Linked DNA regions of Homo sapiens: regions 1 and 3 are each linked to region 2. Evidence: chromatin loops called from intact Hi-C (ENCODE). Cell type or tissue: heart right ventricle. All regions are shown on one strand.

What was found. Peaks named below come from ENCODE experiments on the same cell type or tissue, not always from the same donor. Only the 100,000 strongest peaks of a DNase experiment are listed, where the experiment ranks them.
Region 1: a loop joins it to region 2, with 4 times the contacts of the local background. A loop is called at or near these places in 47 of 110 quality-filtered maps.
Region 3: a loop joins it to region 2, with 8 times the contacts of the local background. A loop is called at or near these places in 65 of 110 quality-filtered maps.

Annotation. Positions count from the first base shown.
Region 1 is chr6:46,612,849-46,620,848 of GRCh38, forward strand. The region is part of intron 7 of CYP39A1 (cytochrome P450 family 39 subfamily A member 1); the gene reads right to left. Among named protein-coding and RNA genes, the nearest start is that of CYP39A1, 36 kb to the right of the region's middle. In heart right ventricle, no CTCF peak of the experiment used is centred here; no DNase peak of the experiment used is centred here.
Region 2 is chr6:46,487,084-46,495,083 of GRCh38, forward strand. RCAN2 (regulator of calcineurin 2) reads right to left here and starts at 4,366. Exons shown (of 5, transcript NM_001251974.2): 1 at 4,090-4,366. RCAN2-DT (RCAN2 divergent transcript) reads left to right here and starts at 4,969. Exons shown (of 3, transcript NR_125837.1): 1 at 4,969-5,044. RefSeq lists an enhancer at 588-1,200 and silencers at 4,329-4,418, 4,929-4,988. In heart right ventricle, CTCF peaks have their summits at 3,781, 4,881 and 5,080; DNase peaks (open chromatin) are centred at 3,528, 4,418 and 4,908; H3K4me3 peaks cover 5,734 bases; H3K27ac peaks cover 5,879 bases.
Region 3 is chr6:46,416,311-46,424,310 of GRCh38, forward strand. All of the region lies in intron 2 of RCAN2 (regulator of calcineurin 2), which reads right to left. Among named protein-coding and RNA genes, the nearest start is that of RCAN2, 71 kb to the right of the region's middle. In heart right ventricle, a CTCF peak has its summit at 3,424 (motif pointing right); a DNase peak (open chromatin) is centred at 3,441; H3K27ac peaks cover 5,094 bases.

The sequences.
Region 1 (8,000 bases), 130 kb after region 2:
GCCCTGGCAGGCTGCAGTTGGGTAGTGAGCATGAGCTTAAGTTCACTGAAGGGACTCAGGTCTACAATATGCCATGATGGAGTCCTCCAAGAAGGTTGTTATTGGTTGGCAAGATGGTGCTGAGACACACCCAAGTGAAGGGAAGCTGCATACAAGTTATAATATGGGTAAACAATGACAATATATAAGATTTCAAGAATAAATACAGATGCTTAAATGCAATAAAGTAAAACTAATCAACTAATTAAAATAAAGCAGACAATATGGAGTTTACCTAGAATATCACTTTTCACTTTACTAGTGTTTATACTTGTTTGTATTTATGAGAAGAGTCAGACGCTTTCCTCACCAGTGTATAACGTGTAGCTACCTAAGTCAATGTCACCAGGTAACAGACGCTGGCCATCCCACAGTGTTGGTATATCCCTAGTCAGGATTGCTGCTAAATCAAAACACAGTGGTACCAAAAACCACTGTTGATTGGCTCTGAGCAAGGTTTCTCTTTCATCCACAATCACACAATTAGTGAGTGACAAGATTGAAATTCATGAATCCAACTGCTAACTCTCTAATCCAATGAAAATTCTGTATGTGCCTTTTATGATGCATAAATCATGACTTTTATGTAAAATAGGAATCATTTCTATGCAGGTGCATTTCTATTAATTAATCTGGTTCCTTGCAAATTAACAGAAAATGTTTATTAATTTATTGTTTAAATAAAGGCAAAGTAAAACTGATCAGCAAAAAAATAAAATAAAATGGGTGCATGTGTATGCTATCCTATGTTAAAAAGCATAGGTGGAAAAGTCAAATGCAAAAGTGAAAAAAATTCCAGCACATTTTTATTTGTTTGTTTTTTTTTTTAGGAAAGAATGAGCCTCTATTGATGGGCAGATTCTCACAGTGGGAGCCCTGAATTAGAAATGAAAATTACTTTATAACACAGCCTACACAGGAGCTAAACATTAATGTCTTTGATTGCTTTAGGTCAGTTACCCATAAGTGTGAGTACTTACGCTGTCAATTAATCTTTTACAATCTGGTATTACTTTAGTAGTTATTTTGAAAAAAACAAAACACAAAGAAGCAAAAAAAAAAAAACCCACCACATCTAAATATGTACTCTAAATATTTAAATAAAATTATATTTTAATTAAAATAGAAAGGTAAACCATAATGGTAGGCTGATGAAATCCTCCTTAAACAAATTAAAATGTAAATATTTAAATAAATAAAATGGAATCTGTGATACTAAATAGCTTAATGTCAAAGTAAAAAGATAGATAACTTTATTCTTCAGCTCTGTGGATACAATAATATTCACCATATTGAGAATACATAAAACTCTACAGGAGGAAGAAATGTCTCAGTGGTGATGGAAGCCATTACATCTTCTCCTCTTTATACATCCTCTCTAAATAAGGTAAATAAACTAATGGCAAACACCACCATTACTTTTGCACCAGCCAAATAACTTGATTTACCATATTTAGAGAGGACATACAAAGAGGAGAGGTGTCATGGAAGTATATCCCTAGTCCTTCCGAGTTTCCATCACACAAGAACCGGCTGGATTCATGGCTTTCACAGTTCTCTTTTCACCTGACTTTCTGCTTCCTACAGACATTTCCAATGTAAAAAGTCCACTGTACATTGATCACAGCATAAAATCTGGATAGATGTGTCTTTTCTTCTTCATCTTACCCCTTATACCACCACAGGAGAGTATGCTCATTTTCTCCTTTGGCTCCATTCACTTTTCCTGATAGCTGACTTTGTCACTTCTACTTTTTTCTCCATATTGGACATTCTGATCATTACACTTTCTATATTTTATCAGCAAGATCTGTTAGAGGCAAGCAGCAGAAACTAAACCTAGCTGATTTAGTAAAATAATAATAATTTATTAAAAGTTTGTTAAGTAGTTTATGTAACTTTTAAGAGGGCTGGACAACCAGGCTTGAAGGATGCATAGCCAGGAATCTTGCTCCAAATCAGGCCACAGAACTGGTCTGGCAAGCATGACACTGCCACTGATGTCAAGTGCATTGTGGCCACTGGCATAGGATACTGAATGACGCTGTGTCCCCAGAAACTTCATCCTGCAATACCTGCAGTTGCTTCCAGGGAAAATTTTTTAGTCTCCATTTCTTTATTTCAGTAACTCTTGATTCAAAGTCTTGGGTTGGTAGATCTGAATGGCAAAGTCTTATTTTCATGGTAATATCCTAGTTTCAAGGAAGGCAAGGAAAACAAAAATCTAGCATTTTTCTGCCCACTATGGTAGGCAAGTTTCTGTTGAAACATAGGGTTCAGATTTTGCGTGGCCAAAAATGGATACGTATCAATATGTGTGTTTGTAAATAATATATATGAGTATAAAAAATATATTATATCATTATGAACATATATTTTTATAAATATAAATACATTTTATAACTATAACTATATACCTTTTTATAAACATAACATATATTTATATATGCACATGTCTGTGTGTATATATACAAATACACTCCTTGTCTATTCCCAGGCTAGTGACCCCTCGCTTAAAGACTCTATAAAAGCAGACTAAGTACAATGATATCTCCCCACCTTTCTCATGATACTTCAAACTTGTCTAATGACAGTTTTTTAAAACAGTGCAATAATTAACTAGAACACCTGTGTACTGGTGTCATATTTTCTGAATGGTAGTCATATTTTCTGAATCAAAACCAAATGCTCATCCTCTTTTTTTTATTTAAAAATCCACGCATTGAGAGTTGAATCAAATTTTGCTTTGAATAATGTGACAAAGAAAGAAAAGCTTTTTCCTGAATCTCTTCTTCCAACCTAATATTAACCATTTTTTAGAAATGTGCTCACATTCTCCTCTGGAATAAAAAAAAAAAAGGACAAACATCTTCCAACAGAAATGCCATCATGATGGTGATCTCAAAGAGTTTTGTGAGCCCACAGTGAGGCCACATCTGCTGTCTCTGACCCCAATCAGCTCTTCCTCTAGATATCTGCTTGTCTAACTCTTAACATCTTAAAGTCCTTGCTCAAATCTCACTTTGCCAATTAGGGCTTACACTGATTCTATTTAATACTATAATACCACCTTCCCCCATCCCTGACATTCCTGATTTTCTCTAGCCTTTCCCTCCCTCCCCCCTCCCTCCCCCTCCCTCCCTCCTTTCCTCCTCTTTCTTTTCTTTTCTTTTCTCTCTCTTTCCCTCCCTCCATCCCTCCCTCCCTTCTTTCCTTTCTTTCTTTCTCTTTCTTTTCTTTCTTTCTTTCTTTCTTTCTTTCTTTCTTTCTTTCTTTTTTCTTTCTTTCTTTCTTTCTTTCTTCTTTCCCTCCCTCCCTCCCTCCCTCCCTCCCTCCCTCCCTCCCTCCCTCCCTCCCTTCCTTCCTTCCTTTCTTCCTTCCTTCCTTCCTTCCTTCATCTTGCTCTGTTGCCCAGCCTGGAGTGCAATGGAGCAAACTTAGCTCACTGCAACTTTGAATTCCTGGACTCAGGTCAATCCTCCCACCTCAGCCTCCTGAGTAGCTAGAACCACAGGTGCATGGCACCATGCCCAGCTAACAATTTTTTTAAGAGATGGAGCCTCATTATATTACCCAGGATGGTCTTGAATGCATCAAGCAATCCCAAAGCTCTGGAATTATAGGCATGAGCCATCATGCCCACCCATTTATCACCTTTTAATATTTTTACTTTTAGAGTTTACTTATGTATTACATTTATTGTTAATTGTCTGTATCCTCTACAAGAATGTAAGCACCAAGAAAAAAGTAATATTTACTTTGTTCATATTTCCAAGTTCCTAAAGCAGTCCCTGTCATATAACGGGAGTGCAACAAATATTTGCTGAATTAATAAATGAATGGGTGTGGCTGGGGTAAAATAAACAAGGATGAAAGGGCAGAGATGAGGTCGTTGAGTTAGACAGGAATCAGATGACAAAGAGTCTCTGAGGCCATTTGAAGGCTTTAGATTTCATTCTGAGTGAGATGTGAGGTCACTGGATGTGTGCACTGAATACCACAATCTGACAGAGAGAGAGAAAAGAGCCAGTGGAGAAAGAGAAGTTGAACCCACCAAGAGATTGGCGATCGATCAATGGAACAAAATCTTAGAGGTAATTAGGGGGGTTGGGATCTACATGTCCAGGTGGCCTTGGTCAGAAGAAGGTATAGGTATGCAACAAGTAAAGATGATTGTCTACATAAACTACAGACCATCGCTCTGGTTAAAGTGCCCTGGTTAAGTGGCCCTTAATTTCTTTGGGTAATTCTATTGTCTTGGCAGACACATCATATTGTTTTGGAAAACAACTGGGTTATAAATATGGTAGTCATATTTTTTGAATCAAAAATGAGGTGAATGGCTTAGAAAATGTTTTTCTCTAATCTATAAGTTTACTTATATGTAAAGTTTTATAACTATATTAGAATTAAATCATATTCAGTGTTATAAATGTTAATACATAGCAGAAACAAAATGCAGAGTGTTTTTAGTGGGTATTCCAAAGTCTACCTTGGTTAGATTGTGATTCTGCATGCAAAAGTGGGTCAAACCTACCATCATGGCCACAGGTATCAGGCTCAGGGGTATGAATGTTACTCCAGGAACATTTTCTGAGTATACATATAGCATACCTCCAGAGCTATGCTTTAGGAAGATTAAAGTGGAAGCAACTTGGAACAGAATAAAGCTGGAAATTGGATTGAAGCATCATAATTCAGGGATTCTAAGTACAATTTTGAAACAAGGAGATTTGCTGATTTGTATTGTCAACTTTCATGCCAAACAAACTAGGCTCAACTCACACCCCTACCACTTGCTAGCTGTATGGTCTTAGGTAAGTTATCTAATTGGGATTTCACATTCCTCGTGCATAAAATAGGGCAAACAATAATGTTTAGGAAGGATGATCCAAGGATTAAATAAGCCAACAAGGAAAGCACTTAAAATAGGGCCTGCTACTTAATTAGCGCTGACTATTAACTATTACTGTTTCTACTACTCCTATCTTGTAGGGCAATATTAGACATAAATAGTCTCATGCTATATTTCTGCTGCATTTTGACACCACCAAAAGTACAGCCAATTCATATGAAAGTAATTCATTTCTGACTATAAACATTCAACAAAACTATCTTATTTCAAAAAACAACACTGACTAATATTTGGAAGTAGAAAAACTCAAAGTTACAACAGTTACTAATTTCATGATGTGGGAGGATTATAAAATTTCATATAACTGATATAGTTGTATCAGTTTTGGCCATAGCTAAGACTTACAAAGCAATTACGATTTGCCAGGTACTACGCTATCTATCTAATTTACATGTGTTATATCCTTCTAATAACTTCACGAGATGAGGATTATTATTAACCATCTTCCCAAAGAGGAAAAAGGCTTAAAGAACTTGATAACTTGAGTAAAGATACACCATTAATAAGTGTCTCCACCTGGATTTCAACTCAGGCAGTCTGACCCTAGTGTCCACACTACATTATGAGGTTATGACAGGCAATTGAAATAATGTGTAGTAACTTATCAATTAAAATTTAAAACAAAAAGACTAATTTCTAGGAATTATACCCCAAAATTTGATAACAAAGCAAAAATATTCTTTATCAGATCATCAATGATTTGGTAATATATGTTTCACCCAAAATTAAGGAACAAAATAAAACCATAGGCAAAAAAAATGCTTTACAGAGATCAAAAACCTAGAGAAAAGTTAACATTATTTACCATTCATACGGATTACTGGGCTTGAAATTACTCAGTGTCTCAAAGTACTGATAAGATATTGGCTGGGACTAGGTGTATTACGTATTTTTTTTTAATTTTCTGTATATAATGATTTGTGTGGGTGTGTAAATTTTTTTAAAATAATATTTCTTAAATGTATAACATCTTTAAAAGAAACAGAAAACCTTCCTGGCTGGGGAGAGATTGCTCCTCTCCCTCTCGGGGCAAGCTAGTTCTTCCAGTTGGCACAGAACTCAGCCTGGAGCATACCTTTGACATGCAAATCAACCAATCTAGAACTACACCCTTCTATCTGGCCCAGATAACCCAAGAAGCAATATTCCTCTGCCTTAATCATCTCAGGGCCAGATATCAGGCCACTAGAAACCACTCTACAGTTTAGAGCCCCTGGGGATTATTCAAACTAGCTAATGCTAAACTGTTGACTTGTCCCTTCTCTGCCTTTCCTGTGGAAATCCTAATAAAGGATCTAGCTCCTTTTGTGGCTCCCAACTGACTGACCATCATACAATAGGGTTCTGCTAACTCAAAATTCAGTGCAGAAAACTGTCAAAAAGTCTTTATATAAAACATTCGTTTCATATAAAATGTCAAATGGGATGGTTGATAGAGCTGCAAACAGAGGCTAGACCAAGATACTTATCTCTTAAAACTAGCCATATATTCTTACATTTGTTCATTAAACTCATTCAGTAAATAGTTGTTGAATAATTTTTAAGTTCTAGGCAGCTAGGTACTACAAAGACCAACTATGTTTAGTTTCTGTTGTTGGAGACGTTGCATTTTGGTGGGGTAAATACATAAATACACAAATAAAAAATATTTTTAAAAGTTAGTGATTCTCTAACTTGTCTTACTTTTAAGGAAATATAGAGTAAGACAAGTCAGAGAATCACCAAGGGCAGAGTTGGGGAAAGTGACTTTAGATGGGGTAAGACTAAAATATCTATCTGAAGAGGAGACATTCAAGCTGACTGAAAGATTAGTAAGAGAAAGAGTTCCAGGCACAGGAATCTTACTGAATTTACCAGTAGGTACATGTCTCCAAAGAAACAATGTAAATATTCCTTTTTCTCTCCTAATATCTTCTGGATACTTCCAAACCTGTCTTCAATTTTTATAAAAAGCACTTAGTTCATAAGTTTCTGCAAGAACATGGACTGTTACTTTACTCATCTTCATAGCTCTGGTACTTCACACAATGCCTTCACATGGTGAGCACTCAAAAAATAAGTTTGAGGGCCAAGTAAAATAATGGATGAATTAAGGGTTAATCCACATAAGCCTGGGAGGTTTTCCAAAGAAATTTTAAAACTTATATTTCAGGGTGATGTCAGTAAAAATAGCAGAGCAAGGATCTCCTAAAGTTCCCTCCTTAAAAGCAATAAGAAATTTGGTAAAAATTCTAAGTATCAAGTTTTTAGAATTCTACAGATTAACCAAAGTTTTGCAGCAATTCAAGAATGTCTATTCAAGAAAAAAACAGTTGAATCTTGATAAGAACATCAAGCTTAACATCATTTTAACCTGCCCTATTCTCAAACCCCTCTTTATATCTCCATAGAAGCCTTAAAAGCCAGAAGTCTGCATTCACAGTGAAAATCAACAACCCACAGTCACTAGATAGGGCACAACAAGGTTGGAACTTCTTCTAAACCTCAGTACTACAGTATTCTCATTATGCGACAAGTTTGGCAGTTTCCTAGAAGACCTTACTTGCAAGACTGTCTTTATTTGACATGACTTGGAGCTCACTCAGTATGAAAAGCCTTTCCTCCAGGGGTGTTGGTTTAAAATATTTAAAGACAACTGTTTAACTTTGCAACTATCTGAGTCAGTAGGTAACTGTTGGACAAACAACAGGCAAACCAACAAGATGAAAATGAAAGGCTAGGGAATGAGTTGTTCATAGTGGCTTTGCAGAGGTCTAATGAATTCCCAGGAATTTAGAAGGGCATCCATTTGCCCAGGGCTTTACTCATGTTCAGGAAAGACATGAGAAGGCCACAAGCTGTCATGTACACCCATCCTTGAGGCTCTGGCACAGGTAGAAAGCGAAAGCTAAGGCAGAGTTGTCAACTGCTTGGCTGAGTGTTGAAGGCATGGCCAACATGCACACACAGTCCCTTAGCAAAGAATGGGGACTTCTAAATTACTGAGGTAAAGAAATATCTGTCTAGTTAATACCTGATCACTAAATAATGGAGCAGAGACTTCTGT
Region 2 (8,000 bases):
ACAGACACACACAGAACAGAAAATCATTCTGTCCCCTCTCTATTCTATGCCATAATAATAGAATCCAGTATGACCAACCTTGGCAATACTATTTCTTTATTTACAGCAACATTGGCCTCCTTATAAGCTGGCAAAAGAAGAATTGAAAACTCTGTGTTGTGGAATGTTGACGCTTCTTTATCTCTAAGAAGGTAACCTATTAATGAATACTTCAGAGATGCACATTTTGGAAGTTATTTAATGTGCTGTGTGTTTTTATACTACCAACATACACTTCTTTCTTAGATAAATAGATGATACTCAACTAAGAGGTGGCCCCTATCAAAGCTATGAAGTAGGAAACTTTGTCTTCAGAAACACTCTACCTTTCCCTTTCTACATGTCGTTTACCCTGGCGGCAAAGGGTGGGACCTCCATTTCCTGAGCACCTTCACTGAGACGGACTTGTATGTGGTGCCTGGTTTATAGTACTGCTTCAATCCTCACAATAATCTCACAATATGTGCATTAATTGCCCCAGTTTCTCAGACATGAGGAAACTCTCATAGAGTTAAAGCAACATGTCTAAAGAAAAGAAACTGGTAAGTGACCATGGAGATTCCTCTACTTTAGTGCCCAGGCAGGCAGGGTTCCCCTTCCAGGACCATGCTTCCCCAACCTCAGGCACTCCCATTAGCTCTGTAAAATGGATCAGTTCACACCAAACTATTAAGGAGAAGCCACCATTTGTGTTAATCCTCTTTGAAGTATTTCTATCCTCTAAGTGACCAGACAGGTACGACCTTAACCCAAACCAATGGTTCTAGTAGCAGAGAATTTGAGAAAGCAAACAGCAAGACTTCAGAATGTCACACTCCCTAGAGAGCATCTAACCGACCTCTTGTTCCATGAATATACAGATTTAAAATAACAAAAGCCTGAGATGGGATGTGACTTTGCAAACATCACACAGCAAATCAGGTGTAGAGCCCAGTCAAAAGCCAGGACTCCTGACTCAGTCCAGTTCTCTTTTGTGGCATCAGCCAAAAATATCCAAACCTAGGGCAAAAAACACATTCCAGGATAAAAAAGAATTATTTTAATGCTATTAATTCACATTGGTAATTCAGAATGCTGGTCAGAGCCTGGGCTTCAATTCTAGGTGCACGTCTTACAAACTGTGTGACCCACGCAAGATATCCTCTCTTTGCCTTGGTTTTCTTGTCAGTCATCTGAGAATAACAACAGTGCCTGCCTCATAAGGTTAGTGGGAAGATCAGATGTGATAAACCAGGTACAGTTCTAACTTCCTTGTGTTCAGTATGTAGTAAGCACTGAATAAATGTTAGATATTATCATTATCATTATTATCACTGTTACCACTAGTAGTAGTTCAAATAACTGAGTTCATACTACCACTTTTGGGGATAAAGGTAGAAACAACTTCCTGCTATTAAGTTTGTCTCTCCTTCTTCTCTAAAAGCAACCTTACACAGTCTCAGAAATGAAGAGAAGTAAGATCAGTAGAAGGTTAGCACCAGAAATGAAGAAATTACATTTGAAAATAAAAGTGCCTACTGAACATTTTCATTTGGTTGTTCAAAATAAAAATTCTCCATCTTTCTCAAGTCTCCTCTTATTTACTCCCTCAGTTAAAAGCCTGACCATCCTCTAGACATCTAAGCTTCTCCTTCCATACCACCATCCACTTGGTGACCAATGCTACCGATCCTCCCCCTGAAATGGCTCTGTATAGATCTCTTCTCTTTCCTCCAGGCCATCTGGTTCAGGCACATTTCATAAGTTTTCTGGTTTTTGTTTTGTTTTGGTCTGTGCCACTCCAATGGTCTAAAGTCTCCTCATTCCTTTTTGCAACCCCACCTCCTCACACCTCCACAGTCACTTTTGCAAAATGTAAGTTAGATGAAATCATTCCTACCATTAAGGGCCACATGGTTTCTCCTCCTTAGCAGGGTATATTCACAATCCAGCTTCAGTGAAACCTTTCTAAACATTCCTGTCTTCCCTCAGAACATGTAGGTGTCCTCTGAATGTGACCTTTCTGCCATGTGTGTATGCTGTTCCTTCAGTGTGGAATACCCAGCCCCTTCTCTAGACAACTCCTACCACCTATTGGGATCCAGACCAAATGTAAACTCTTCTTTAAACTCTTCCAGATTCCCTCCACTCTTTCTTCTGTTGGCTCCCATTAAACTTGTTTCTGTCTTCATTAAACACTCATGATGTTGAATCATTACCATTTATTTTCTTCTCCTTTTCTGCTAAATTGATTTCTGGGAGGCATGGGCCTCATTCTTTTAGCCTCTGGCACAGGACCTACAAAGCACACAGGAGGTGCTCAACAAATAATTATTGAATTGATCGAGTGGATGCTACAGAACGTAAAATAGGAAAATGAGACCTCGGTGATTGTCAATGTTAGTCTCAATAAAAAGAATTTGTGATATGTATGACTGTCTGCAAATGATTACACAAGTGGTTTTTAACACCGTGATGTGCACTTACAAATGAGAAAGCTCTCGAGTTCCCACTTCTGTCTGTTACACGTTCATCACTGGAGAAAGAGTCATGCCCTCCCAAATTTAGGTGAGTTCTGGAGGACCTGCACACACTAAGCATTTTGAGAGCTCTCAGAATCATGTAGCTTTAGATGAGAACACTTTTCCCTCACAAAATTCTATGGACTGGACTCAGGTAGTAGATGCTCAGTAAATGCTGATTTGATTTGCAGTGGATTTGAATGCAAAGTGCAACTCACATTTTAGACTAATTGAACTCAATGGCTGATCATACTTAATATAATAGCTCTAAGGCTAAAGAAAATCAATGACTACACTGAAAAGCAGCCAAATGCTCACTCTCCTGCCTAGTTGACAGTCAATGCTGACCTGCCTCTTGATCCTTTCCAGCTTTTGGGTATTTCCAACTTCACTGTGCCCCCAGAATGCAGAGGCCGGTTAGCAAGTGTTGCGTGGTACCTTGTGGTACATTTGTTCTTCGTTTTGAAGTGATGTAATAAAGGATAACAAAGGTGTGAAACTTGAGTTGCACTGTTAAAGTTGTCCTACATTTCCTAAAGCCTCCCCTCTGCATGATAAGTTGAGTGAAATTCTGGCTGAAGGGAGAGAGAAGTGTGAGCTGGAATGCTGTGACATCCCTTCATCTCCAATTGTGGAAAACTGTGGGAATGCATATTAAAGGAACCCCAGAAACTTTTGTTTTTACTAAACTGAGACTTAAAAAAACTTCATTTGGCAGTTGAACACCTCTATCCCATTGTAAGAAACAGGAAAGATTCAAAGCATGCATTCTGCTATAATTCATTTTGGGATAAGAAATAGGCAGAAGTACCTCGAAGAATAAATCATTAACTAAAAGGCAAACCGAGGCACCCTGGAAACCAGCGAGACCTGGAGGCGGCCGAGGGATCAGGCGGCTGGGATTTGCCTGTTCCCTCTGGTGACTTCTGGAGCGAAGCATCCCACAGGCAGGACGAACCCGGCACACTGCGCTCCGCTCCATTTCACTTTTCAAACTTGAAGTTATTTTTAGATGACCCAAGGCCGCTAATCCCAAGCAGGACAATTCTCAGCCCGCTGCACCTCAGTGCACCTACCCCCTCCCCAGCCTCTGCATTGGGAAGAAGGGATCTCTCGATCTTCTTTGCTCTCTGCATCCAGTTAGTCTCTTCTAGACCCTCTCTAAGCCTCAGTCCCGGGGATCACAGGCGTCATCCTCGCTCCTTCACTTATGCACCTGCTGCTGCTTCCAGGAAGGCAAACCCCCGGGCCACGGGCAGTGGGGAAGGGGCTCCTTTGGACCCGCGCCCCCTAGAGGGGGGTCGCGGGAGATCTCCGTCCCCACGGCCGCAGCCGGGACTGACCACAGATCTGGAGACAAACCCCACCCCCGCCACTGCCCCCACCCCCGCCACCGCCCCCGCCCCCGCCCCCGCCCCCGCCCTGCACCCAGACCCGGCCCGGAGACCAGATCCCCGCCGCGGACCCCCGGCACGACCCCGGGGCTGCTGTCAGCCCCGGCGGGACGGGGTGCCTGGGCGAGCCTGGCCGGCGCGGTTACATAACCGACCTGCTGGGCGTCCGCGATGCGCCGGCGGAGGCGGAGGCGGAGGCGGCGGCTGGGGCGTCTACGGGGGCCAGCTGCTAGCGCGCGGCGCTGCCTGCTCACCTGCCCGCCGGTGCGAGCGCGTGGGGGCGGCGCGGTGCCCGCGGGCCTTTGCGTGGGGCCGTACGCGGCGCGGCGCGCCCCGCCTCCCTCTCTCTGCCGCCGTGGGTCAGTGGGATTCTGCCTGCTGCCCGCTCCTCCCCGCAACCTCCGCCGCCGTCACCCGGGACAAAGCGGCTCCAGGGAGGGGCTGAGCCGGCGGCTCTCGCAGGAGCCGGCGGAGATGGGCGCGTCCCCAGCTCCGACTCATCGGGCCAACCTCCAATCAGACCCAGGGAAACCGAAAGCCCCTGTCTGGCCTCTTCTCATCTCCTCCCTCCTGACCCGGCGCCCTCCCCAGTCCCCTACCCACCGCACCTCCGGGGCTCTCACCCTGCCCTCAGCCCCGCACCCCCTCCTTTCCACTTCAGGTGCCCGGGAGGGCGCAGGAGCCTCCGGGCACCTGGCGTGGGAGCCTGGCTGCAGGAGTCCCGGCCTCAGCGGGAAGAGGCTCCTCGGGGTCCCATACTAAGCTGAGGGTGAGGGGGCAGCGACAGCCCAGAAGAAATGGTCAGAGAAGCAAACTGTGGTGGGGGAGTACTGGGAGAAAGACTCTTCTTACCAGATGTCTGAGCCCCCCGACTCTGGCTAACTGAGGAAATGTCGGGGAGCCCCTGGATGGTCCTCCCGGGCTTCTGCGCTTGGTGGGCGCTGGCGCCCTCTGGCTGGAGCCCTGCGCCCGGCCCAGCCCAGGCCGCTGAGGGTGCCCTGCGCGGGCTTCACAGCTTTGCCAGGATTTGCAGCCATCAGACCTGAGGACAGAAGGGTTCGGGCTGCAAGGAATCCTATTGTGTGAGAGCCATGACACAGTGAGTGGGAGGTTGGTATCCTACAGCAAACGGGACTGAAGGTGAATCGCAATCTAGGGTAGATCTGTTGCTCAACAAAGTTAACCCCAGTAGAAGTCTCTGCTTTACGGAATAAAGCAACTCAAATGGGTAAGGAAGCCTGTGGCTTACGGGTGGCACAGATAGGAACAGGACTGAGTCTCATGGCAAGAGAATGTGAATTATGCAAAAGATCATAGGAGAGTGCGGGAAATTAAAGGAAGGAGGTGTGCAGACCAATCTGAGGGAGGGAGTGAATAACATTTAAATCAGGTTTGTGTTCTGTCATCTTTCGAATTGCTGCATAAATAAGCCGTTTTCTTTTTGCTTTTTATGCCTTTTGATTTTCTGATAACAATATTACGATTGCACTGAAGCAGTCCATTCACAATCATTCTTCACTTACCCACACTACGTTGTTTTTTTCCAAAGTTGACATACAATCACGTTTTGTTTGTTTTCAACAAAAAAAGGTAGACGAGACGTTGGCTCTTCTCTCTGATTAATCTGCATTAACATAAACACAATTTCAGAATTGAAAATGACCTTAGGCTTCCCCTCGTTCAGCCTTCCCCTGGATGCATAAATCTGTAATTAGTCGTTGATTTAGATAATTGCCATTTGGGTTAGAATTGTCTGAAAGGGCATTCTTAAGTTGAGCAAAAACTTGCCTCCCTTTAATCATTAGTTCTCCCTTACTTTTTGAAGCCAAAGAAACCAAGTCAAATTCCTCTTCTAACTATCTTTAAAATATGTAAAAATAGCTAGCATGTCTAATGCACTCCAGGATCCCCTTTCTTTCCAAGTAAAGCATCCCCAACCCTTTAAACAAAATCTCACTTATTATTAGTGAGTACTTCCTAGAATCTTCGTCAAACTGATGACTTTCATCTTAACAGGGACTATTTATTATTTTGTGAATATACATTTACAAATAAAATTTTCAGCTTATAGAAGCAATATATTCATTGCAGAAATTTTGAAAAGTTGGAAAAACACAGGATTTAATCTGAGAACTAAATGAGGTAATACATGTAAAACACCTAAGCACAGTGCCTGGCACACAGTGATACTCAATATATGTTAGCTGTTACCAAAATCAACATAGCCATTTTCCTAACACCAAATATAGATATTGTTACTTTTCTAGATGCTGTTTCTGAGTTCTCATAGCCACATATTCCTCCTTCTACTGCTAAGAGAAATTCTGTGTTTGTCAGTTTGTGTGAAGAAGGAAGCATAATAAATGAGGAAAAAAATGAAAAGTGACAAACAGCCTCATGTTGTTTACCTTGAGAAGAACAAAATGTTACTAGCAAAACAAATGTTAATGGCAAGAAGAAAATACAGAGAGAAAAAGAGTTTATGGGATGGGGTCTGAGCTTGAAGAGGATTTTGGAGAGCAGGAGTGAGGCTAAAGGGTAGCTAATGTTAAGGATGGTGGTAAATAAGATCAGAATTTTGGTTTGCTAACATTTATTGAGCATTTAGTATATGCCACGCTCCAAGCCAATGAATTTTTATACATTAATTCATTTCACTTTCATGGCAACTCTATTAGATAGGTACTATAATTAACCTATAGTAAAGAAAGCACAGAAAGATTAAATAAATGACTTGCTGAAGCTAACAAGTGGAAAGCTGAATTCACACCTAGACAACCTGGCTTTGGAGTCCCCACTAGACTAGACTGCCTCTCAATGGTTGTATGTGACATTATAAATATAAACTTTTAGGTTCACAGGAAAGTTGAGCAGAAAGAACAGAAAACTCCCATATACTGCCTGCCCCCACATATGCATAGTCTCCCTGACTATCAAAGTCTGACACAGGAGTAATACAATGAATAAAGCTACATGAACACAACATTATCAACCAAAGTCCGTAGTTTACAGATCCACTCTTGGTGGTGTACTTTTTTGAGTTTAGACAAGTGTATAATGACCTATATCCACCATTATAGTTTCACACAGAATAGCTTCACTGCCTTAAAACTCCTCTGTGCTCTGCCTATTCATTCTATCCTCCCCACTAAGCTCTGGCAACCACTGAATTTCTAATTGTCCCCATAGTTTTGCCTTTTCCAGAATGTCATATAAGTGAATGTCATTTCAGATTGGCTTCTTTCACTTAATATGGATGTAAGTTTCCCTGTCTTTTCATGGCTCAAATAACTCATTTCTTTTTAGCACTGAATAATATTTCATTGTCTGGATATACCACAGTTTATTTGTTCATTCACCTGTTGGAGGACAACTTGATTGCTTCCAAGTTTTGACAATAAGTAAAAAGTTGCTCTAAGTATTCATGTGCAAGTTTTTGTGTGAATGTAAGCTTTCAACTTGTTTGGGTAAATATCAAAGAGTGTGATTGATAGATCATATAGTAGGTTTAATTTTGTAAGAAACTGACAAACTCTGCTGAAGGGGCTATACCATTTTGCATTGCCACCAGCAATGAATGAGACTTCCTGTTACTCCACATCCTCACCAGCATTTGGTGTTGACAGTGTTTGGGATTTCCACCATTCTAATTGGCATCTCATTATTTTGATTTGTAGCTGCCTATTGACATGATGTTGAGAATTTTTATATGCTTATTTGCCATTTGTCAAACTTATATGCTTAAAGCCATTTGCGGTGCCTTATTTGCCATCTTCTTTGGTGAGGCGTCAGTTCAGATCTTTTGCCCATTTTTTAATCAGATTATTTTCTTATGTTGCTTTTCTTGTTTTCTATTGGTAAGAGTTATTTTTGTATTTTGAATAAGAGTTCTTTATTAGATATGTCTTTTATAAATATTTTCTCCTACCTGGTACTTGTCTTCTCATTCTCTTGACAGTGTCTTTCGCAGAGCAGTTTTTAGTTATTTACTTATTATTTTTTTGAGGTGGAATCTCGCTTTGTCACCCAGGCTGGAGTGCAGTGGCATGATCTTGGCTCACTGCAA
Region 3 (8,000 bases), 71 kb before region 2:
GGAATGGCAGAAATTCAATTATTGTAAGCAAAGAGTAAGAGGGTCAAAAGTGGAAGGATCTAGTATGGTACCTTCTTCCTCAATAAGTTTAACATCCTTTAAAGTTTCATTTTTAATATAAAAATAAACATTGTTATTGTAGAATATTGGAAAATAGATAGCTTTTTAAATAAGAACAAAATGAAAGTTGTCTGATTGCCTTTTTCTTTCTTTTCTTTTTTTCAGATAGTGTCTCGCTCTGTCACCCATGCTGGAGTATAGTGGCACAATCATGGCTCACTGCTCCCTCAACCTCCCAGGCTCAAGCAATCCTCCCACCTCAGCCTTCCGAGTGGCTAGGACTTGGGACTACAGACATGTACCACCATCCCCAGCTAATGTTTTTATTTTTTGTAGAGATGGGGTTTCATCATGTTGCCCAGGCTGGTCTCGAACTCCTGGGCTCAAGCGATCCGCCCACCTTGGCCTCCCAAAGGGCTGGGATTACAGGCATGAGCCACCGTGTCCTGCTCTGATTTTCTACCATACTGATAACAATGGTTAATGTTTTGATAGATATTCCAAAATTTTTTCTGTGCTTATTATAGAACTGAGATTATAAAAAACATTCAGTTTTATAATTTTTGTCCAAAAAATTCAATCTTACAGCATTTACCATTGCATAAATGTGCCATCATTTTAAACCATTCTCATATTGCTAGACTTTATTTCTTCCATACTTATTTTGCTATTTTCACTGTGATGAATATGTTTGTTCCTAAATCTTTGTCCAATATTGCTTTACTATTTCCTTCAAGTAAATGCATAGATGGAGAATACATGTGTCATAGATGGAAAATGCTATGTCAAAATTCATGGGCATTTTTATGACTCTTGCTGTATTGTCCAACAGCTTTTCAGAAAGGTACCAATTTACAATCCTTCATGAAGGATTCACTACATGTTCTCCCCTACTGAGTGTTAGCTTCATTCACTTCACATATTTGAGAGATAAAAATGATATCTCACTGTTGTTTGGATGTGCATATCTTACCTCAAAGAGCTCTCACGTAAGATTTATTCTTTAAGAGCTATAATTTGTTTCTAAGCCTCCTGATTAAAAAGTCAATAAAGAGAAACAAATTGATGAAGAAAGATTATGATAATGAACTCAGATTAAAATTTAGTTTTAAAAAACCAAGAAAGGGACATATCAATTTGGATAAAAAGCAGGACACTCTTCATTTATGATAACCAAGAACTGCAGGGAAAGAATCCCTCTATCATTCAGTTGCCATTACTCCTCTGGCCATTTTCTGAAGTCTGTTCCCCAAACAATACAGGAGCTGGGGTAAAACACTGATGTTCCAGTTTTCTCTAATTCCTTATATATAATCTTATCGACATAATCCAACATATTCAATTTCATTTGGGGGTAGTGTATTTCAGAGAAACGAACTAAAACGCTGTCTTAAGTATTTGTGTGACAGGTCTAATGCTACTACAATAAAAATAAAGCTGCCATTTCCTAAGAGCCAGGCACTGTGCCAGGTAATTTACACACACAATTAATTTTTGCAATACTTAATTGCAGAAGCTATTAGATCTATTTCACTGATGAGAAAACTGAGGCTTAGATTTGTTTATTTATTTTTACTGTGATAAGAGTCACACAGCTATTAAATGAATAATCTGAAACTTGAATCCAGCTGTCTGGTGCAAATGCCAATGTTCTCTCACAAATCCCACCTTTGTTTTGTACATCATTTGACATTAATCATATATGAGATTATTATCACTATCCTTATTTAAACTTCAAGAAAGGAAAATTATGATAATATAGTAATATAACATTATCTTAACAAAATATCTTATACTTTAGGTATCTAACGTCCATTATAAGGTCAGAGACAAACAACCTGAATTTTTAAAGCAAACACTTTAAAACTCTAAAGCCATCACTAAAAACTAAGTTATATAAATGTGCAAGTTAATCAATTAAAACGGAAATAATAAACACTTCAAATATTCCTCTCTGACCCTTCCAAAAATTCTTCCACTTCATTCAGCCCTCTAATCATTAAAGCTGCCACTTTTTCGCCATCCAGAATCAAAGTAACTTGCTCCACGTCCTCAATTCCTTACAAAATTTGGATTTCATATCCCACCCCTCCTTACAATCAGTGCCTTGTAACCACCCTTTAATGACTACGTGGATCTTTTTGTCATTCTCGTCTGACCAGTCTCAGTGTCCCCAGACCCACTGACCCACACCAGACACTCTACAGGTGGAACTAGTCATGTGCTAGGAGCCAGCTCCCATCCACTCTGGGGGAGTGGCTTAAATTTCCAGGAATTTTATCGGCTGATTGTTAAATATAATCATCTCTAAAATATGTGTGTGTGTATATATATATATATATATATATATATATATATATACAGTTGCAGGTAAATGGATTAAGACAGAAATAATAAATACTCAAAATTCAATGCTTCTTTAGAAAATAATGTGATTGGCCGGGCACAGTGGCTCATGACTGTAATCCCAGCACTTTGGGAAGCCGAGGTGGGCAGATCACAAGGTCAGGAGATCAAGACCATCCTGGCCAACATGGTGAAACCCCGTCTCTACTAAAAATATAAAAATTAGCTGGGCGTGGCGGCACACACCTGTAGTCCTAGCTACTTGGGAAGCGGAGGCTGCAGTGAGCCGAGATAGCAAAAAAAAGCCCAAAAGAAAAAAGAAAATAACATAATTTGGCTACAATCTGTGCTCTTCAGGCCGTGTGCATATATTGTAGGCATATGGTGAAAATACGACGTAATAGTGAGCTACAGTACATCTCTTCTCAACCCTACATTTAGTGATGCCATGTGGAAAGTTTGAAACCAGCCACAGCGGGAGCATTTACACCATGGAAGTCAGCAAATGCTACACATCAGGGCCTTTTAACCAATAAGCCAGTTGTAAAGCATTTAATAGTATACCACTAGATAAGGCCCAACAACCTTTTTTCAAACAGGCCTTCCAAGTGATTCTGATTCTGCTAGAGCTTGAGAACCACCGGTTTAGAAGGCCTAGTATGCTCTTCTCCCAATATTCCAACTTCTTCCTCATCCACACACAGAGTACCGGAGTTTGGAGCTTGCTTCACTTCAAAACCAATCTATCACAGCTTCAAACCACCTGATTTCATCCACGGAAGGTACATGTTAATATGAGAAAGATGACTTTCCCTGGGACCCTGTTTTAAATTTTTGCCCAAGATTTTATAAAAATAAATTGTTCTAAGCAGATTATTTGTTTATTTAATCTCAATTTAGTATTACTTCTATTTTTAAAATATAATAAAATTACAAAATATTTTTCCCCTGAAAATCATATCTCATGGAACCATGTCATCCAGACTCCATTTAGAAGTTGGCTGCTGAATAATGAAGACCAGCAGATGGCAGCAGGGACTCTTGGAAAGAAAGCCTCACGTCTTCAAACCATTTTGGCTGAGAAAGAACATAAATAAGTCAAGCACATTTCTAAATAGTTTGCTGGTTCATTTATTCTTCGTGTTGGCAAACTGCCTTTCAAAATTCAGTATAGATTATATTCTATGATTTCATAAAAACATTAACAACCAAAAAAGTCATGTAGTCTTTTTACCCAAATTGGTTCATGCCAGACAAGAGTAGACAGATCCTTTTCACTGTGTTGTCAGATTTAAAATTTCAAATTCTCGCAGACAAGACTTAAATTATTTTACTTCATTAATATTTTTAAGTATATTTAATATTATCCCTTCTACAACCAGTTTTCCTATGAAGTTAGGAGTTAAGACAGGCAGATAAACAGAGTACAGATTATAAGCCATACAACCCTCACATTAAAAAAAAAAACAAAACCTGAAAGACTAGAGCATTTAAACAAATGTTTTAGTTATCATCGTATCACTAAAATCCATGCAAGACAATTAAATTGAGTCTGATTTTAAGAATAATACAGACTACCGTGTGCAAGAGTCTTGGTTGCATCATTAAGGGGAGCTATTTGCAAGGAGTGGTTCTGTATCTATATAGCACTGACTGTTAAGAATCCATCAGGAATCTTCAGGCTCAAGAGCGGTTCAGCAACAGCAGTAATCACAGCATGAAGAAGTGATTCTCTGACTGCTGAGCAGGGTGTGGAATCAGCACTGGAAATATTGGCAAAACTGTCCTGTTATTTTTTATAATGTCATTTCAATGTCTTCTGATTAACTTTTTTTTTTTTTTTTTTGAGATGGTGTCTCACTCTGTCTCCCAGGCTGGAGTGCAATGGTGCAATCTCGGCTCACTGCAACCTCCCCTCCTGGGTTCAAGTGATTCTCCTGCCTCAGCCTCCCAAGTAGCTGGGATTACAGGTACCCACCATCAGGCCCGGCTACTTTTTTTTGTACTTTTAGTAGAGATGGGGTTTTATCATGTTGGCCAGGCTGGTCTCGAACTCTTGACCTCAGGTAATCTGCCCTCCTCGGCCCCCCAAACAGCTGGGATTACAGACATGAGCCACTGCACCCAGCCTGATCAACTATTTTTAACTGGGCACATAAAGATGCACAGACACTAGGCAGGAGTGAATCCATAATGTGTTTTTAACATCATTTATGAATCAGCACTGTGCTAGGCACTAAGGAGGCTGAGATGAACATGATGTCATCCCTGGTTACAGGAGCTCATAGACTACTGAATTCTAAATTTAGAGGATATTCAGTAAGTTCCAGTATTTATTTCACAAAGTTGTTTTGATAATGAAATGAGATAACATTTTTTAAAATTACTTCACAAACCATCCCAGCATTGAGCAAGTGCCAGTTTGCCATTATTTCTAAATAGATGAGTGACAGAATCAAACTGATATCCAAAAAAAGAGCAATGGGCAATGATGTACAAAACAGATTAAATGGGGAAAGTAAACTTAGGCAGATTAATCAGCTGGAGTCCACTGTAATAACCCAGACAGGAGGTGGCAGAGTATGAAGTGTCTGGGGCAGTGGGAACAACTGAATGAAAAAATGAAGAAAGCACGCAGATGACTTTGTGGCTGACAGCAGGACAACAGAGAGGAAAGAGACAAAAACGCCAAAAGGATGATTCAGAGAATAATGTAATAGGAAACTCAAGTGAGTGAAGTAATTTAGGGTGAAAGATAAAGAATTTGACTTTTGACATGTTAAATTTAAGATGACAGTGAAACATCAGAGTGAACAGAGCAGAAGGAAGTTGGGAGATGTCGCAACTCACAAACTCCTACTCAACTTTTAATACCCACTGCCAATGTCCTTTCTTCCAGGAAGTCTTTCCTTGATAGTCCTCAGAGGTCATTTACTCACTTCTCCAGGTTCCAAAAGCAGTTTGTTTAACATCCTAGTTTAGCATGTTATATTGGGTTGGCATTATCTAACTCTGTGTCTGTCACTTCAATGAGACTCCATTAGAACTCATTAAAAGTAGAGAAAGTCACTGATCTTTATATCCTTAGTACCAGCACAGTACATAATTCATAATAGGTACTCAATAAATGGCTAATGAATGATGAAAGTAACCAGCTGATAAAAATAAATAAATATCAAAACATAAACATCATCTGCTTAAAGGAGATAGAAAACTGTTAGTAAATATAATTTCCAAGGAAAATAATTATTTAGAAATAAGAAGTGAGCTACGTATAGGACCATAAGAATAGATGCCTTAGGGAGTGCTGCAGTTTGGTTTGTTTGACTCTTCCAAATCTCATTTGAAATCTGATCCCCAGTGTTGGAGGTGGGGCTTAATGGGAGGTGTTGGGGTCATGAGGGAGGATCCCTCACTAATAGATTAATATCCTCCCTGGGTGGTGGGGATGAGTGAGTTCTCACTGTTAGTTCCTGCGAGAGTTCTCCTGCCAGCTGGTTGTAAAAAAGAGCCTGGCACCTCCCCGGCCCAGCCCTCTCTGGCCTCCTTTCTAGCCTTGTGATCCCTGTATTCCTTCTTCTTCTGCCATGAGTGGAAGCAGCCTGAAGCCCTCACCAGAAGTGGATGCTGGCACCATGCTTCCTATACAGCCTGCAGAACAACAAATAAACCTCTTTTCTTTATCAATTATCCAACCTCAGGTATTCCTTTATAGTAACACAAATGGACTAAGACAGGGAGTAGAGAAGAAAGAGAAGCTAGTAAAAGAAAAAGAAAATAAGCCAAAGCCTCATAGAAAAGGGATGCTTTTAAAAACGAAGGAAGACATGTTCCAAACAGATTTAAAAAGCTACCAACATCAAAGTGAATGGAGATAAAGAACATACCATAGAATTTCAAAGCCAAATTTAGTTGAGAAAATTTAGGTCTATTCCACCAAGAACAAAAATAAGAGTAATGAGTAAATGTAGTTAATTTAGTGAAGAAGCCAAGGCTATGGGAACAATCCATTCTTGTTATTTATATGCTGTACAAAGGCTGCAGAAAACCAAGTTCAGGCTGGGTGCCTATCTCAAGGCAGAGAAGTTGAAAATATTAAGAGGATTAAGAAGCTAATTTTAAAACATGATGAATAACAGAAATGTTAGCACAGTACTACTGATGAGGAGGTGAAGAGAATAAACAAAGCTCTCAAGGGCATTTTTCACAAGGAGTAATGCTATGTCAAGATAACCAACTTCTTGTCAAGTATGCATTACTTTAGGACCAGACAGACTTATCTCAGACCATCCTCCTGTGACTGTCAGGCCAGAGGATCCAGAGGACCTTGGTTCCTGGGGAGGTCCAGGTGTTTCATTTGGGGTATCTAGTGCCTTGGTGAAGGAGTGGGTCTAAGCATTAGTATTAGACCATCTGGATTCCTAATTTTATTCCAGGAAGTCCTAGTATTTGTGGATTGTTTAGGTGATTCCAAGAATCAGCCTAAGAAAGGACTCTTAAGATAATTTGCCTTCTTATTTCCAAATGAGGAGACTGGGGTCCCAGGAGGCCAAGTGGCTTGTCTAAGATCACACTGTTGATTATAGCAGACCAGACCAAGTCTAAAACCCAGGACTCTAGATGGCCAATCCTATAGTGTTTGTATTTTACACTTTTCAATATTGTAGAGGATAGAACAAAGAAAAAAGCAAGAGAGAACAGAAAAGAGACAAGATGAGACCAAGCTATTTCTCCTCCTTCTTGAAGGTTGATTCTTATCCACAACTCTGGTGAGCTCTTTCCTCTTCCTTGGTATAATATGGACTTATTAGCTCGAGAATACTGACCCTTCCTCTCTGAAGTCAATACTCAGGGTTTCACCTTCGATAGACATTTTTTAAATCTACTTGTATAAATCATTAACCTGTTTCCTTATACATTTTGTAATTTAATTATGGGTACCTTATTATCTCATTGTTTTTATTGTGATCTGATTATCACATTTTAAATCCTATTGTCTTAGATAGTTACAATTTTTGCCACATCTTTGATTTCTGAGATTAGACTGAACTTCCTTTTCCAATCACTGAAGGCATAATCTGATGATGCAGTAAGAACTACATTGAGTATACCACATACCACGGTCCAGGTACTTCTCTAAACAGTCTATATTCATTAACTTACTACTTCACATAATTCAATCACATCAGCCCTCTTGTCTTCTCTATTTTACATAGAAGGAAGCTAAAGCACAAAAGGGTTAGGTAACTAACCCAAGAACACGCAGCCAATAAGTGTGGCAAAAGTGTGGTTCTCGAACCTGCGAGCTAACCACTCTGTACCACCATCCCAGCAGCCCTGCCTCTGACTCCACTGAAACCTGGTTCATCCCTTTTACTTACAAGGAAGTTTCATGAGCCCCTGACAATTTCCAATAAAATAACTGCTCGTACTTACATAGACTTATATAGAACTTAGTAAGAGCATGGCACCATTTTAAGGACTATCCAAATATTATCAATTCACTTAATTTCAAAACAATCCCACAAGGTAAGTGGGAATATTATCATCACATTCATGTTACACATGAGAAAACTGAAGCACAGAAAGCTTAA